Regions from separate parts of the Homo sapiens genome. Here region 1 is linked to region 2. The links are chromatin contacts, found by Hi-C or POLR2A ChIA-PET in ENCODE. All regions are on one chromosome and are shown on one strand. Each heading gives the region's core, a stretch centred on a gene start or an enhancer-like site at or near the end of the contact. The rest is flanking DNA. Distances are from core to core; before and after follow the strand shown. Region 1 overlaps ZMAT5 (zinc finger matrin-type 5). Region 2 has its middle 17 kb from the start of ASCC2.

Region 1 (3,737 bases), core at 1,156-3,655, 100 kb before region 2:
TTGCAAACACAGCTCACTGCAGCCCCCACCTCCTGGGTTCAAGCAATCTTCCTGTCTCAGCCTCTCAAAGTGCTGGGATTACAGGCATGAGCCACTGTGCCTGGCTGCTGTTTGGTAGTTTTTAAAGTCTATCAGGTGATTCTAACATGTAAGTAGGCTGAACTGCCACCTTATACCCTGTGGCTGGCCTCCCTTGTCTCCTACCACATAGGGTTTTATTTTTTTGAGACAGAGTCTCGCTCTGTCACCCAGGGTGGAGTGCAGTGGTGTGATCACGGCTTACTGTAGCTTTAACCTTCTGGGCTCAAGTGATCCTCCCACCTCAGTCTCCCAAGTAGCTGAGACTACAGGTGCGTGTCATCATTCCTAACTTAAAAAAACAATTTTTTTGTAGAGATGGGGTCTCGCTATGTTGCAGAGGCTGGTCTCCTGGGCTCAAGTGTCCTCCCGCCTTGGCCCCCCAAAGTGCTGGGATTACAGGTACGAGCCACCGCCCCATCCCCTACCATACCTCTGACCTCCACATTTGCATCATATAGGCCACACCGGCCTCCCCTTTGCTCCTCACACATGCCAGGCACATGGCCACCTCCCGGCCTTTGCACCCAAGGCTCCCCAGGGAGGGGTATGCCCTCCTGCAAACTCCCGCCTCACTTCCCCTCCTGACCCCTTCCATCTTTGCTCCAATGCTACTTTATCCAAGATGGCAGAATCTTCCACTTAGCTTCCTCCACTCCCTGCTTTATTTTCCCTCATAGCATGTATCACCCTTTGATATGGTGAGGCTTTGTATCCCCACCCAAATCTCATCTCGAATTGTAATCCCCATAATCCCCAGGTGTCCAGGGAGAGACCAGGTGGGGGTAACTGACATGGGGGTGGTTTCCCCCATGCTGTTCTCATGATAGTGAAGAGTTCTCACAGGATCTGATGGTTTTATAAGGGGCTCTTCGTGCTTTGCTCAGCACTTCTCTCTCCTGCTGCCTTGTGAAGAAGGTGCCTGCCTCCCCTTTCCCTTCTGCCATGATTGTAAGTTTCCTGAGGCCTTCCCAGCCATGCAGAACTGTGAGTCACTTAAACCTCTTTCCTTTGTAAATTACCCAGTCTTGGGTATTTCCTTATAGCAATGTGAGAACGGACTAATACACCCTTCATGCAATAAGTTACTTGTTATGTTTACTGTCTTTCTCCCACAATGAGAATATAAACCCATGAGGGCAGGTTTGTGTTTTGTTTACTGCTGGAGCCCCAGCACCTAAAATAGTGCACAGTACAGAGTAGGCATTGAAGTACTTGTTAAATGTATCAATTCTCATTTTCCCTTTGGGACAACTGAGGTTCAGAGAGGGAGTGTGATTTGCCCAAGGTCACACAGCTGATAAGCAGAAGGCAAACCCAGTCCCCTAACGTTACATTGCCAGGTGTCCTCTCTTCCACAGCCAGTTCAAGGCTTAGAGAAGCCAGAGGGCGCAGGCAGTGAATGCTGACAGCTTCCCAAGGAGATCACTAAATTATCAGGTGGCAGGTCCGAATCCAGTCACAGAGGGAAATGAAAACATTTTGGGGTCTTAAGACCCCTCAGCCATGGTGACCACAGCCACCACTCCTGACCCAGGAGATCTGCAGCCCAAGGTGGGTGGCAATTCAGTGACTCTCATGGCCAGCCCTTGGGTCCATGAGTATGGTGCTGCAAAACAGGAGGACAGACAGGTCCACTTTGGGCCACCAAGGGGGATCTGCCAAGGCTGAGCCCAGACCAACTGCTCACCCTGTGGTCAGACCCCTCACTTCACAGAAAAGGTTCCTGAGGCCCAGATGAGGAAGAGAAATGATTTCCCCCAGGTCACAAGGTAGCTATCCGGGCTAGCAGCCAAAGCCCTGGACTCCCAGGACCTGATCACCACAGTGGACCAATGGGGGAACACAGCTCAGGAGGAGGAGACTGGGGAGAGACACAGAGACAGTCCCAACAGCCAAGCAGGTTGATGGAGAAAGCCATTCTTGCAGCAGACAGGGACAGCAGCCATTAAGTCAGGGGCTGTAATGGGATCAGGAACAGACAGTCATTCAAAATGAAAACATATAAAACCTCTCTTCTCCCATTACTGCAGAGGGACCGTGTCCCAGACACGCACACTTGATATATTAAATTTGGCAGCTCTAATACACCCCATCTTGTCAATAAACTTATAGGAATTGGATTGAAATTGTAAGAGATGAACGTTTAACGGCCGAGTGCTAAACCAAGCCATTCAGAAAGCTTGAAGCTCCCAGAAGCTTGCTGGCGCTGGAGAGTAATGGGGAAGGGAGGGGACAGGGAGGGTGGTTCTCTGGGAGACTGGAACAGAACGGTGGCTCTGCGGCCTACTTAGATAGACAAAACCACACAGGCATTGAAAAGCTGCCTGTGTGACCTTGGGCAAGTCACTTCCTGTCTCTAGGCCTCTACGTTCACTGTGGGAATATGAGGCAATGGCTGCTTGATCAGGAAGTGGTACAGAGAAGTTTCCTAATGCAGATGGTGAAAATGATGCTGATAATACCTGGCATTAAGCAAGTGCTCAATAAATATTACCTATTATTAGGGCTAGTGGTTTATTGAATACCTACTACGTGCTGGCACTAAGCTGAAAGCTCTATATGCATCATCTCATTTAATCCCCAGGACAACCTGTGGGGGAGGGCCTGTTATGCCTTTTTAGATGGGGGCACTCAGGTTCCAGAAATGAAGTGACTTAGCCAAGGTCACACTGCTAGGAAGGAGCCCCGCTGGGCTTGGAATCCAGGTAGCAGGCCTCTAGGGTCCCCACTCCTGATCACATAATGAAAGTCTCCTCCTTAATCCCAGCATTTTGGGAGGCCGAGATGGGTCGATTGCTTGAGACCAGGAGTTCAAGACCAGCCTGGGCAATAGAGTGAAACCCCATCTGTACAAAAAATGCAAAAATCAGCTGAGTGTGGTGGCACATGCCTGTATTCCCAGCTACTCAGGAAGTGAGGCAGGAGGCTGGCTTGAGCCCAGGAGGCAGAGGCTGCAGTGAACTGAGACTGAGCCATTGTACTCCAGCCTGGACAACACAGCAAGACCCCCATCCAAAAAAAAAAAGTCTCCTTCCAACAAATCATAATAATGACAATTTTCCTTTATTAATCACTAGCTACACCCTAGGACCATGCTAGCCCCTTCAAGCCCCAAGAGGTGTGGATTATAATCTCATTCATGAATGAGGCAACTGAGGCCCAGACAGGTGCCATGAGGGGCCCCAGCTCACACACATAGGAAGGGCAGAGCAGGCCTCAGGGTACCTGGGGCTCAGGTCTGCCAGGAAAGCCTGTCTTCATGCTGCCGTGCTAGCTGTCCCAAACACCAGCCCACCAGGAAACTGGACCACACGCTCCTCGGCCTGCCTCCCCAGCCACACTCTGACCCAAATGGTAAGCCCCTTTGGTGGGCTGTATGTGTGTGTATATGTGTGGGTGTTCATGTTTTCCCCCCTCTCTCTCACCCCCTCCACTCCATGGGGGGCAAACCAGCTAATGGTTCCCTTCACTTCATCACCTTGTCAGCCTCAGCTCAGGGCCATGGCTGCCCACCCATGCCCTCCTCTGCCCACCCATCATCTAGCACATGAGAAGTGTTCGGCCATCCTGGATGGGTCAACACGACCCCACATTCCAGTCCCAGCTCTGCCACGTGGCTCAGTCTGTGACTCAGCCACTTGCCCTCTCTGGGCCTC
Region 2 (3,819 bases), core at 830-3,329:
ACAGGCATGTGCCACCATGCCGGGCTAATTTTTGTATTCTTAGTAGAGACGGGCTTTCACCATGTTGGCCAGGCTGGTCTCCAACTCTTACCTCAGGTGATCCACCTGCCTCGGCCTCCCAAAGTGCTGGGATTACAGGCATGAGCCACCGCATCCAGCCTGGGACCTTTCTATTACATGAACTAATGGTTCTCTTTTAGGTTTAAGTTCAGGCTTGGTTAGGTTTGCATTCAGCTTGCAGGTAGCAAAATATCCACCATAAATGGACTTAAACAGTGAAGGGGAACGATTGATTCACATAACTGGAGATCCAGAAGTAAGTCGAGCTTCGAGTTTGGCTGATGCAACAACTCACCTGTGTCCTCAGGCACTGGTTTTGTCTTTGTGCTCTGCCATATATAGTGAGGTGTTCTACTGAGACTGGTTCACCTTGGGGTCTTAAGATGCCCTCCAGCAGCAGCTGGCACCATGGGTTTCCTTCTTCCCATGAGCACAGAAAGAACACACGTGTTCCAGCATTCCAAGGCAGTCTTGAGAGTCAGGCTGGCTGGGCCACTTTGGTCACATGCTCACTCCAAAATTAGTGTCTTCATTCAGTGGAATGGATGTACTTAAACTGGTTAGTTTAAGCCTCTCAGGTCCTACCCATGGGATGGAATCGCATTCCCAAAATACATGGCTGTGTGAGTACTGAAATGAAGATCTAAGCACCTATGATCTAGGGACTGGTCCTGAACTCATCATTGTAGCTGGCAGGGAGGAACAGGCTGTGTTGATCGGCTGGACCTGGGACTTGAGCAACCCTTGGAGTTGGTGTCTTGGGAACGAGGAGAGGTTAGCCTCACCCAATCACAGGAACTGGAAGTGAGAGAGTGGTTTCCCAATCCCAAAATAGAGATGCTGTTCCCAGAAATGGAGGGAGGGATGCTGAACACATGTCTTAGTCCATTTTGTGTTGCTATAACAGAATACTGAGACTGATTTTGTTTGTTTGTTTTTTGTATTGTTTTCTGAGGTAGACTCTCGCTCTGTCACCAGGCTAGAGTGCAGTGGCGCAGTCGCAGCTCACTGCAACCTCTGCCTCCCAGGTTCAAGTGATTCTTCTGCCTCAGCCTCCCAAGTAGCTGGGACTACAAGTGCGCACCACAGCGCCCAGCTAATTTTTGTATTTTTAGTAGAGACAAGGTTTCACCATGTTGGCCAGGATGGTCTCGATCTCTTGACCTCATGATCTGCCCGCCTCGGTCTCCCAAAGTGCTGGGATTACAGGCGTGATCCACTGCACCAAGACAATTTTTTTTCTTTTTTTTTTTTTAAGACTGAGTTGCTCTGTTGCCCAGGCTGGAGTGGAGTCATGTGATCTTGGCTCACTGCAATCTCCGCCTCCCGGGTTCAAGTGATTCTCCTGCCTCAGCCTCCTGAGTAGCCGGGACTATAGGCATGTGCCACCACACTCGGCTAATTTTTGTATTTTTAGTAGAGACAGGGTTTCGCCATGTTGGCCAGGCTGGTCTTGAACTCCTGACCTCAGGTGATCTGCCTGCCTCAGCCTCCCAAAGTGCTGGGATTATAGGCGTGAGCCATCCTGCCCGGACTCAGACTCTACTTTTAGGGGAATCTAGGATAAGTCAAAGATTTTACCTGGTCTGAGATTTAGATTTGTCTATACACTTTTTAGACATGTGAGAAATAAGTATGTTTTGTGTTTTTAAATTGGCCTCCTGCCTGCTGATCAGGGGCTGTGCTCAGAGGATGCTGCACTAAGGGACTGAAAGTCAAGCTTCTGAATTTCCAGCGAGGTCCAGACCTTTCCTGGCAGGAGGCAGCAGCCCGCCAGCTGCTGTGCCTGGGGTGGGCAGGAGGGTGGCAGAAGCGTCCCAACATGAACCGTTGCCCAGAGAAGCTGTCAGGGGCTGACTGCAGGACTTGAGAACTTTATCAACATGTCACCAGCCAAAGAGAGAAGGCGGCTATGCCTCTAGCTGAGCTCCTGTGGTTCTGACCAATGTATCAGGCTACTACTGGTGTGTTCTCAACGCCACTCGGTCATCGAGTGTTTCATTGGGGTGGCTTGCCAGTGACAAGGCACAAAGCAGCTTTTGCAGAGATAGTAAGAGGAAGCTGGAGAATGGGCTGTCTCCTTGTCTCTAGTGGCCTTGCTGTTTCCCTACTGACTATAGACAGACATGTCATAATACGTCTCTGCTCCCCTGGGCTCTGTGCCCTCTGCCAATGCCCACTGATAATCCCTGACGCTGTTTGGATGAGTGCCTCATTTTCTCATCCCTCTGGCCCCTGCCCAGCCACCTACTGTGTCCTCCTCCTAATAGGGCCCTTGGCCACTTCCCCGGGCTGAAAGCTTGCTCCTTGTGGATTGCCAATGAGACCCGCAGGCCCAATACTTTTTGCCTTTGACAATCCTTTAGCTCCGTAACAGAAAATCAGCAGTGCCAGCAGGGCATGAAAACAGCCCAGTTTATACATATTTGTCAATATCTCAGTTTATGGTTAGGCATATCTGGGCAATTTGGAACAAAATAGAATGGTTACTGACGAGCCCCAGATTGATATTTTGTAATGGTTCTCCATGGCAGTTCAAGGAACTGTGTGGGGCATTTAAACCTCTTCAACTGTATCTTATCTTGTCCCATAAACACCCACCGTTGAGTCAACTGTGACTCCATGACCATCTCACCCCTCTAGCTCCCATGCCTGTATCCCAGCTGGTCCCACTGCAGGAGATGTTCTTCCTACTCCTGTTCCCCTTGTACCTGGTATACTTAGAATCATCTTTCAGGTCTCAGCTGAGTGCCATGTCCTCTAGGAAGCCCTTCTGACTTTCTCAAACTGAGTAAGGTTCCTCCTGTAAGTTCCCAAGTTGCCTAAAATAAACCTTAGCACATTGCCTTGTACTCGTCTATTGATGTGTTTGTCCCTCGCAGCAGGTGATAAATTCCTAGACATTCAAGTACTATGTCTAGTTCACCAATCATGTCCTCAGGGCCAAGGCTTGTGTCTGGCACAGAGAAGGTGCTCAGTATTTGTTGAATAAATATTAGCTGGCTTCAAAGTGTCTAATAATTTGAATTGAGGGTACATTGGGAGTTAATGAAATCTCAGGTTTTATATTATATATAAAAGTGAAAGCCACGTCTATAATTCCAGCTGCTTGGTAGACCAAGATGGGAGGACATCTTGAGGCCAGGAGTTTGAGGCTGCAGTGTACTATGATCACACCTGTGAACAGCAATTGCACTCCAGCCTGGGCAACATAGTGAGACCCCATCTCTAAAAAAATAAAAAATGGAAAAATAATTAGTTCATGTGTTACGGTATGTTAATATGGTATGTTAATATTATTATGTTAATACATCAAATATATACTTACATACACAAATATTTTAGACTCACATAACCACAAATTTAAAAAGACTGTATTATTAAAAATGGAAAGAAAATAAATATGCAACAATCTAACAATATAAGCATTGTTTATTTTCCTCCAGCCATATATTTTCCCAAGTGGCAGCATATGTTCTTTCTACCCTCTTACTTTTTTTTTTTGAGACAGTCTCGCTCTGTTGCCCAAGCTGGAGTGCAGTGGCGCGATCTCAGCTCACTGCAACCTCCGCCTCCTGGGTTCAAGTGATTCTCCTGCCTCAGCCTCCCGAGTAGCTGGGACTACAGGCGCACGCCACCACGCCCAGCTAATATTTTTATTTTTATTTTTATTTTTATTTTTATTTTTTTTCCCCAAGGCAGAAGAATTTTTCTTAGTACAGAACAAAATGAAAAGTCTCCCATGTCTACTTCTTTCTA

The links. Hi-C counts contacts between places; a loop is a spot of excess contacts on that map. ChIA-PET counts read pairs that join two places held with the same protein, here RNA polymerase II (POLR2A).
Region 1: a loop to region 2 is called in a map of stomach, with 2.0 times the contacts of the local background. The contact joins two enhancer-like sites. A Hi-C loop is called at or near these places in 1 of 168 maps with a recorded cell type or tissue (stomach). POLR2A ChIA-PET finds 5 or more read pairs at or near these places in 2 of 52 experiments (K562 and RWPE1).

The regions. Positions count from the first base shown.
Region 1 is chr22:29,748,871-29,752,607 of GRCh38, forward strand. All of the region lies in intron 1 of ZMAT5 (zinc finger matrin-type 5), which reads right to left. Among named protein-coding and RNA genes, the nearest start is that of ZMAT5, 16 kb to the right of the region's middle. RefSeq lists an enhancer at 1-47. Within about 2 kb of position 2,406, at least 5 of the 41 ENCODE cell types and tissues checked have a DNase peak (open chromatin) inside an H3K27ac peak, as active enhancers do.
Region 2 is chr22:29,853,837-29,857,655 of GRCh38, forward strand. No RefSeq gene overlaps it. Among named protein-coding and RNA genes, the nearest start is that of ASCC2, 17 kb to the left of the region's middle. Within about 2 kb of position 2,080, at least 8 of the 41 ENCODE cell types and tissues checked have a DNase peak (open chromatin) inside an H3K27ac peak, as active enhancers do.